Linked DNA regions of Homo sapiens: region 2 is linked to region 1. Evidence: chromatin contacts called from ENCODE Hi-C or POLR2A ChIA-PET data. All regions are on one chromosome and are shown on one strand. The core of a region is the stretch at or near the end of the contact, and the rest is flanking DNA. Distances in the headings are between cores, read along the strand shown.

Region 1 (4,982 bases), core at 1,307-3,806:
CCAACTGGATTATATTCACAGGGTATGGCTTTTTTATAATGCATTGTGATAGTTTCTGGCAGAGATTATAAATTTATAATGTAACCTCATAGCTGGGGTCAGTTGATATTAAGTGTTATCATGAAAAAGACCACCTTGTTGCAGAATAAAATAGAAAATTATTGTGGTTTCCTTCCATTTTTTGGCTCAGTTTATTACCCGTTTTAGTGAGCATATAGTTGCCCAGTCATCCTTCTATAATAATTCTGCTAGCCCACATGGTCACAATGGGACTACTACCCCGAGCCCAGTGTCTCCAGGGGTGGGCATGTGATCCAATACAGGTCAATCAGAATCCTCCCCAGGATTTCTCTGAGCTCTTACTCAAACATCTGCACTATTTATCCATGTATTTGAGCTGTAAGGATGCTGGTGGCCACTACTGTGGCCATCTTATGGCTACATGAAGAGAGCCAGTTGGAAAAAGGAGCCAAGCAGAGTGAAACAAGCACACAAGAAAGGAATAAGAAACAGGACCCCGAAGACGGCATGCTCTTGGAATCATGCTTGAATTCAGCTCCTCATTTCAATTTTTGAGTTATTTGAGCCAATATTTTTTGTTTATTGGTAAGGTTTTTGTCATATGCATCCTAAAGGATCCTGTACAATCTCAAAACAAGGGACATTAATAATAATGTTTGAGACAACATTGTCTGTTTCTAGCTTCCAAATATAAAAATGACTTTGGAGTGTTTCCAAGTTTCCCAGTGAGTACTAAGTGCTAGTGGGTGGACAGATTCAGATTGTAAACCATTCCAGAATATGTATCTTCTGTGACTTCCTGGGAACTTCCCAGAAATTTTGGTTAAGTAGATCTGGGCTGGGCTGGCTCAGGAACCTACAGTTCTAATGACCTCCTGAGATCTAGGCAATGGTACTGATAACTGATAGACTGAGAGAGAATAATTGCTTAATATTATTGTATTTACTATAAATTAGAGATAGTGTGAACAATTCAAATACTCTTCAAAATATAGACATGGTGATGGTGATTAATGCCATGGTAGAGATTTTTCTGAATTACCTACTCATCATTTCATTAGAAGGATAGTATACAGAATTTGAAAGGAGTTTGGGATTCTTTAGTTCTAGCTTCTAAGAGGTACATTAATTTATTGTATATCCCTATCAAGACATTATCTAGCTTGTGCTTGAACTCCTCTATCAATGTTTATGGCCTCCAAAGATATTTCATTCCATTTTTGGAAGGTTTTATTAGTAAGAAAGTTTTCCCTTGTACGGAATAGATTTTTTTTTGCTTACCTTTAACATATTATCTAACCTGAAGATCTACAGAATAAATCAGCTCTCTCCTTCATATAACAGATGTTTAAGTATTTGAAGACATCTAGCAGGACTTGATAGCCTTCTTACCTTTTGGGCACCATTTGTTAGCTCTTTCAACTATACCACTTAGGCCATAGTTTCCTAAAATGTTTCCATCCTTGTGGTTGTTTTTCTGCACGTGCTTCAGTTTATTAGTGCTTCTTGCAACGTATGCTTAGCAAGAAATACTATTCTTGAGGCACAATTCAGAAACACGAAAAGAGATAGCAATATGTTCCTTGGCTCTGGACATTAGAATTCAGTTTGTGCAATTTAAGATAACTTATTAACTTGTTTTGGCATCTCATGACAGAGTTAATTTGTTTTGGGTTTGTACTTAACTACAACTAATTGCTGAAGCACTGTTGGATTCTTCACTCTGGTTGTGTTTTTAAGAAGTTTTGATACAATTAGCCTTACTAGGCTTGTCAGTGACTCCCTAATTATCACATTATAATATATCACTAGAAACCATCTGAAGTCTTGCAAGGCATTGGTCATGGAAAGCATGAACATAAAATTTATCATCCAAACTTGGACTCTTTTGGGAGTAGAAGAGGGTGCTATTAATAATTACTCCAGTGTAAATAGAAACTGACCCAGCCAAGGTCCCAGACTGTGGAAGGATTAGAAGTGGTGTTTATGCATACCTCAATCTAAACTAGAATGGAGTTAAATTTATCGGTTTGAAAACTTCTGTTAACTATGAAGTTAGAAATCACAACTGTTTGACTTTATTTACTTAATTGTCGTTCGTTAATTTAATAGAACTATTTTAGCTTTTTTCCTCTCAATTCTGTCCTTTTCCTATGGGTGGACTTAAAGTATGCTTTATTTGACCCAGATTCCAGGTTGGCTACCACTTATTCTTCAGAGAGAAATACACTCCAAGCTAGCACCTCTGGTTTCTAGCAAGCTTTGCCAGACATCCCTCTTTCCCTGGCAGTTACCTCATGGGGTGTTTTTCCTCTCCTGTGAAATAGTCTGGCCAGTTGAAGTTACTGGGCAAGCATTTAATTAGCAACCATCAGCTGAATGCTGTGCAAGTAGGCTCCACCCATGGTCTCTAAGCTAAAGATCTGAAGAATTCCAAATCTTTCTACAATTCCCTTTGGGTGCAACAAGGAAGAGCCTTCAGGCTAACAGCCAACTTGTCCTCATCTCAACTCAATGCTCATCAGCCATTTGGGAACAGGCAGTTTTAAAACAAAACAAACAAAAAGCGCAATTCAACCTTTCTTCCAAATAAACTTTGTAAAGTATCAGATAAAAAAGAAATGTGTGTGTGCATGTGTGGGCTTTCTTTTTTTTTTGTCTTGTAACTTTCTTCTCTGGATGCTGCATATGAGCTATTTCCTGCCTTGTGGTCAGAGCCAGACTCCAGACTTGCACGAAATCTCAGAGTTTAAAAAGAGACTTGCTTTTGGGTGGAGTTGAGAGTTCGGGGAAGGGAAGTGAGGAGTAAGAATAGCTTTGAAGTCAGATACCTGTCTTCCTGATTCTGCTTGGTATTTTGCAGCAGTCTTACTAATAGTAATTATCTTCTGAAAACGTGTTTATAAGAGGTAAGCTAGATTTGCAGATAACTTTCGAATTAAAATTCATAAAAATGTTGCACAAAAATGTAATTTGTTCCACACCGTGGAAAGTAATATCCTGATTCCCTTTCTCTTCCTTGGCACTCCGAAGACATCAAGGAAACCACATGACCTCCATAATCTCCTCAAATCCTGTTTCTGAGGCCATGGAGACACATATCACAAAAGATTTAAACATTGAACACTAATGCTTTTACGTTAAAAAACATGGACTTCCTATTGAAGAGTCTGAGTAACAGGCAGATGAGCTCAAATTATTTACTTGTTGTTTGATTTACTTTAAGTGTACCAAATGCTTAAGGGCACCTAAGCTCATGTACAAAGGATAAATGCTGCAGCAAAGCTCAAGTCAGAATTCTATCCATCCTGCATGAAGCTGGGCCTAAGAAATTTAATCTTATCTACATTTCCCAAAAAGTGAACACACTGGAACAAAACCTGAGTTTTTGGGAAGTCATAAAAAAAAAAGAGAGAGAGAGAGACAGAGAGGAGACAGATGCATAAATCATAGTAAAACACTCAGCATGGTAACACTGTCCCTCTGGCTCAATTGCAGGCCATATTCTCCTAAATGCCCAGTTGGCAAGAAGGTTCTTGTTATAGCTGCTAAATCTTCCATGTATGCCTCCCTTGATACAAGCAAGACTAAATGTCCCCAACCCACAACAGGGATGATGCTATTATTTCATCATTGGCAAAGCTACCCCTAAGAGATGTATCTTATAAGATAAACTGAATGAATTTTTCAGATTCTGAAAAGACTATCTTCAATGATCAAAGCAGGCAAAGAATGTTTCATATCTCATCCAAGAAAGCTACTGTCTCAGTAGGTCATTTTGAGGCTCAAATTTAACACATTAATGGGTTCAAAGCATTAGTGGGATGGGATGAGTATAGAGATTCAGTATGCTCATCATCACCACTCCCCATATTTACACTGCCCCTCCACCAACCATATATACATAAAGGGAATCTGCATAGACTTGAAAAATGCCTGGTTGCTTTTGGAACAAATTCTTTTGGAACTAGGCTCTAGCTCAACTAGATTTTAAGCAATCCACATCTCATAGAAAAGAACACATTTCTCTGTTAGAGCACTTGCACTCTCTGAGTGGTGACTATAAATTTAGTAAAGTTTAAAATATATTTTAGTTTCTCAATTTTGGCACTATTCTCCATTTCATTATTACTATTTAGTCATCCAGAGATATAGTCAACTGGTATAAAAATTATTATTCCAGAATGTAGAATAATTAATAGAAAAATACATTTTGAGCTCCAGTTGTTTCTTTTTAAACTTGTATGAAGTTTAACTGCTTATTTATTACATTATTTCTAAAGAAAAGAGCATAAAATTTAGTATTAGAAAAATTAGTTTTCCAGTCTCTTAAGAAGAAGACTATCTGGCTGGACACAGTGGCTCATGCCTGTAATCCCAATACTTTGGGAGGCCGAGGTGGGTGGATCACCTGAGGTCAGGAGTTTGAGACCAGCCTGGCCAACATGGTGAAACCCCGTCTCTACTAAAAATAAAAAATTTGCTAGGCATGGTGGCACACGTCCATAATTCCAGCTACTTGGGAGGCTGAGGCAGGAGAATCACTTGAACCTGGGAGGTGGATGTTGCAGTGAGCCAAGACTGTGCCACTGCACTCCAGCGTGAGGCACAAGAGCAAAACTTTGTTTCCAAAAAAAATAAATAAATAAAAAAAAGAAGAAGACCATCTAACTAACTATTTATGTGAAACAGGGAATGTATTTACAAATAAAAAGTAGGGAGAAGTTTTATCTATTTTTTAGGGTTATTTTGATTATCAGCTGTATTGGGGATATATAAAAGTGTTTTGTAAACCATTAAGCATTAAATTATTAAACTCATTACTTTCATTCATCACTTATTTAGTATATGTTATATTTCAGGTATAGTACTTAATGCTACATATAAAAATATGAGTAAAACAGTTTTATTGTGAGCAGCATCTATCTTACTGAAGGAAATAGATGTGGATTAGGACTATC
Region 2 (4,982 bases), core at 711-3,210, 350 kb before region 1:
AGAAACATACGGTGAGAATATGCAAATTCAAACTCTTGTCCTCTCTAAGAATGGGTGCAAACATACAAAAACCCTTTAAGTATTAACTAGACACTGCAGTGAGAAAAATTATCAAGGATAATAAAACTCTATATTAATATATTTAGTCAAGTTCTGTCCTGTTATAGCTATGCTGCTGTTAGTGTTAGAATAACTTGTAAAAGGTCAAGAAACAATAATTTTTTTAAACCTACAGCATGCTGTTAGCAGTAAAAACGTTACCTGTGTGTTCATAATATATTGGATTTAGAGGAAAAGTATATGACACAGTGTATGTGAAAAATCTAGGTATATAAACCTTAATACAATCTAAGAAAATACCATTTCAGCATATTGCCTCATTTTCATTAAAACGATGAAAATGTGAATTCAGAAAACCACTTAGTCCTTAGGCTAAAAATAGGTAGATCATCAAAACCTAATATCATTTTAGTCCAAATTGATATTTGTTTAGTAAATCTTCTACATCATAATGGGAGAAGTACAAAGGGAAACTCAAATTTGGGGGAGAAATTGAGGGGAGTTTTAAAAATAAGCAAATTTAGCTAATTCCATTCTGTTTGACTCTCCCCAAACTGGAGTCAGACTTGTCTTGAAACAAAGAATAAGTAGATACCTCAGAAATTAGCTTGATTTCATATTTTAGCCTCAGGTTTTTCAGTCAAATAATACTTCTATTTGCTTTTTGAATTCTTGTTTTTTCCTGACCATTTCTCAGTTTCTAAATTTCATCTCATTCAGCTTCACTTTTTCCCAGTGAAGCACTGCCACGTTACTTTCATTCTAAAGGTGCTGGGTAAATCTTGTCTATTTTTTGGTTATTTTAATGAAAATATTTTCTTATATTTATAAGAAAAAGCAAAGGCAGATTGTGCTTCTACATTATTTACATTTATTTACATATTATTTAAATTTTTTTCTTAGCAAATTGGCCCACAGACAGTGTCCTGTTTTTCTGAGCAGTAGGTAAATAATGACAACTTCTGTAAGTTCTGTGGCTACTCAGAATCTCTTGAGAATATATGTCCTGCTAAACTGCAAGAGGGCCACTTCCGGACCTGAAATGGTCTAAGAAATGTTGATCATGCTTCTTCCCACACGTGCTAGAAATTTCCACGCAGTTTGCAGATCCAGCCTAGGTACTTGTTAGATGGGTGATTACAAATTTCTTACGGGCTGTGTAGCACCATCACACTTTGCCAAGTAATCTCCAAGCTTTGGGAAAATAAAACAAAGCTCCTTACAAACACTGGATTCTCTCCTTTCCTTACTTCTTTAGCGTCCTACTTATCCTCTACTTTATTGTCTCTTTTTCATATGTAATAGAACATACACTGCAATAGGAAGCTGAAGATGTGGGTTCCCATCATAGTTCCATCCTGGTTCTTTTATCGACTAGCTGAGTGGAATAGGGTTGCCAACTTTGTCTATCTGAGAGTTTTGTTGTGAGGAAAATAACAAGCACTAGTTTTTGGAGTAAAGTATAATTTCCTCATTGCATATTAAACCCAACTCACCCGATTGTCAGAAAGATTCTATCTAGTTTGTGATTCTAAGTCGGGGGGGGGGGGTGGTTAGCGTTGAGTTTCAGGTTCTATAAGAACGGGACTAAGGAAACTCATTACCAGGTGGTAATCATCTTCATCTATTCAATAACACCGTTTGGTGTACACACTAAATTGTGGCACTGGAGACTCACATAGAACTGAAGTAACTCACCAGTTCCTAGAGGCAGGTGGGCACGTAGGGAGAGAGAGGCAGCGGCGCCTTCCAGGCGCTCTCCCTGGTACAGAGGCGGCGGGGGCCAGGGCTGTCAGGACACCCAGGCCCACGTGCCAGGCTCCGGCTCACCTGCCCGAGGGCAGAGCGGGAAGCTCCGCCCCTCGCGGAACCCCGGCCTGTGCGCAGTTCCCGTGCCCTAGGAGTTGGCGGCGGGGCCCAGCCGAGGTATAAGTTCCACAGCTTCACCCTTGTCGGTGTGATATGGGCGTGAAAGAAGACATAAAACAGGCTTCCCGAGTAGAACCTGCCACCCCGGGCTGGTGGGGACGCGGCACCAGGCCGGGCCGGGGGAAGCCGCTCGGACAGTGGTCCTTGGGTGAGCGCCTTCTTCGGGGCCCATGGGCCAGGCCAGTGCGGCCCGGGACGCCCCGGACCACCTGGGGAAGAACCGCCCGGGCCGGCCTTTGGCTGTCCCAGGCAGCGGCTGGAGCCCGAGTGGGCCCTGGCGGGATCTGGGACGGGGAGGGTCTGCGGCGCAGCCAGGAGGCCTGGGAAGTCCCGAGGTGGGTAGAGAAGGGCCGCGAGGGGGCGCTGAGACGGCGAGTGGCCGGGCCTGGGAGTGACAGTTGTCAGGAGAGCAGTCAGGACACCGTTGCTCAGAGTCCAGGCCGGTTAGGACCAGAGCCTACCCCGGGTGGCATGGTGATGATCCAGATTCAGGAGACATGTCTGAGAAAGGATCGTTCAGACTTTTTGACCTATTTTACATGAGGAATAAAGGATAGAGGTCAGGAAAGTTGTCCAAAAATTTTTTTCATTGTTGTTAAAAAGTTCATTTAGTGTAAAACAGGCAATTATCTGTGCGTTTAATATGCAGGCTAAGGTTGTTTCTTTCAGGCTTTCTTTCTTTGTGGCATGTAATTTCTATTTAACAAATGTATGTTGAGTGTCAGCTGTGTGTCAATTGCTATGCTAGATAACAGAGAAACAAATTATTAATAACATCCTCACTTTCCATGAGTTCAAATTCTAGTACAGGAAAAAGTCATCTAAATAATTCTAATGAAATGTCATAAGGCTAAATAACAAAGGTATATGTAAGGAATTCTATCAAATGTTCTATTAACTATTAGCATGGAACAATTAAGGGACTAGCTCTGGTTTCCAGATGGAATGGCCCTTATGGACATCAGGCATAATGGGTCATTTGCTTAACAGAAGGCAGAATTTCATATCTAATATTTTAGGTTATAAATAAGGGCATATAGTAGAAAGAGGCAAAAAGAAAAAAAAAGACAACGTACCTCCAAAACCCAGCTAAAACCTCTCTCTTTAGAAAGGACTCCTGGATTTTCTACAGTTTTATGTTTTATCCAGATGAGAGGTGTGTAATGTAGTCGCTAAGAGGCTGGACTCAGGAGCTAAACTGCCAGAGTTTACATCCCAGCTGCACCACTTACTAATGGGCTGACCTTGTATAAGTTGCTTAATACCTTGTTTCTCATTTTGCTTATCTGTGAAATGGGGATGATAATTATAGTCCCCATAAGATTGTTATGAAGATTTTTGTATTTCTAAAGTTAAGAGATGAAGTCTCATTTTCATTCCCTACGATAGAGCCTTCAGAATGACTGTACCCAGAAGTCAGATTTTTATTTTAGTAAATAAATAACTCGTTGATTTAGTACAGTTTTTCAAAGTTATTTTTTATCTGGTTTTACAGCAGATTCTGATTACATGTTATATTTGAAACTGATACTCATATATCTTCAGCTTAATGATTTGTAACATTGAAAATTGCATTTCCATTGATTGTTCTTTGCAGCATGATTGTTCTTTGTTACTGATATGATGATCTTTCTGTCCTTCTGCCAATAATTGGAAACAATCCTACATCATGAGCTATCTTTTTATTCTGAGGTTTTAGTGTTTGTGTAAACAAATAACACTTGCTGTTCAATGATTATATTTTCTTTAACACCTTTTTGCCTAAAACATGCTTTTGTTATTTGCTTTCATTATAAGGAAATACATGAAAAGATGAATTTAAAAGGCTCTGTTTCTGCCCTCCATGGCTGGTACTGTTTATCAGTTGCTCAGCAGTACCGTCACTGCTGGTGACATTGTTGGGGCTATTTAGCTGAACTATCGCTCAATTAGTCTTTTTCCATTATTTATATGTAATCATTAATTAATTAATATTATGTTCTCTTCAACAGAATAGTCACCTTGAAGTATAATGTCTTCAAGTGGGTCCTGGGGGCATAGACAGAACTGGAGTAATAGTCAATCAAACCTTCCCTTGATAATCCTCCCCACACAGTGCGCTGTACCTAATGCAAGCGCAAGCTACCAGACCGTGCATTACGAGTTTATTTCCATGCTGTTCACATATGTGAGCTGCAGAAGACCGTGATGCTTCAGAAGTTAAACTCTCATGTTTTCTAGATAGGAGGTGCTTCTCTAAGATTTTAAATGCCCTAACAGTTGTTTTCTGAAGTTGTTTCTCTGAACTTATGGGTAAATCTCCCAAGTGAAAGGAAGACCCTAAAACGTTCCCAAGTCTTGCCTTCTTCTAAAGGTGAGGGTAACCCAGTGAGCACACGAGGGGCTTGGCTTATGAAGCATCATTTTCAAGTCTTTGCCAGACTTTTTGCTTCCATTTTTGACATCTTCATTCATGCTATTGAACATCTATGTTACCAGTCTCATATTTAAAATACAGCAGCATACAAAACATTTTTTCACTTTGGTTGAGTGTAGTGTTTTGATAAGTGAACAATTTTCCAAAGGTTACTCAGCTGTTTTTGACTACTGTAGAGAACTGGTTAGAAATTCAACTGCCGTGCCACTCTCTGAAAAGACTCTTGATTTGCAAGAGAGGAAATAGTCATTGTGAATAGTTTCTATTCTGACCATAAAATGCTATATATTGTTTGATTTATCAGTGTACTAAAAGGAGGGACTTCCTCTGAGAAGCCCTTTATTTGGCATTTATATCCTTTGCAATTAAGAAACATTTTTAAATGTCATTAGCCAAAGGGAGAAAGATTTTCTTTTTGGCATGTTCTTTGGCATTTCTAGTGGTATGCTGGTAAATAACAACCAGTCCTCCAAAAAATAAAATTAAAAAAAAGAAACAAGTACAAAAAGAAAGACAAAACCCTTACTTACAATGACTGAAAATTTCTGTAATGTAAAAACTCCCACCATGACAGATT

What was found. Hi-C counts contacts between places; a loop is a spot of excess contacts on that map. ChIA-PET counts read pairs that join two places held with the same protein, here RNA polymerase II (POLR2A). Pooled maps may share reads with other maps.
Region 2: a loop to region 1 is called in a map of CD4-positive, alpha-beta memory T cell, with 10 times the contacts of the local background. The contact joins the promoter of LINC01725 here to the enhancer-like site in region 1. A Hi-C loop is called at or near these places in 4 of 168 maps with a recorded cell type or tissue (B cell, CD4-positive, alpha-beta memory T cell, Right ventricle myocardium inferior and 1 more), 6 of 37 single-sample maps with no recorded cell type and 12 of 50 pooled maps. POLR2A ChIA-PET finds 5 or more read pairs at or near these places in 1 of 52 experiments (activated naive CD4-positive, alpha-beta T cell).

The regions. Positions count from the first base shown.
Region 1 is chr1:83,506,370-83,511,351 of GRCh38, reverse strand. No RefSeq gene overlaps it. Among named protein-coding and RNA genes, the nearest start is that of LINC01712, 63 kb to the right of the region's middle. RefSeq lists an enhancer at 2,690-2,849. Within about 2 kb of position 2,556, at least 7 of the 41 ENCODE cell types and tissues checked have a DNase peak (open chromatin) inside an H3K27ac peak, as active enhancers do.
Region 2 is chr1:83,857,974-83,862,955 of GRCh38, reverse strand. LINC01725 (long intergenic non-protein coding RNA 1725) reads left to right here and starts at 1,960. Exons shown (of 3, transcript NR_119375.1): 1 at 1,960-2,137. It overlaps LOC101927560 (a long non-coding RNA gene), which reads left to right and starts at 2,410. Exons shown (of 3, transcript NR_119374.1): 1 at 2,410-2,548. RefSeq lists silencers at 1,872-2,001, 2,102-2,281.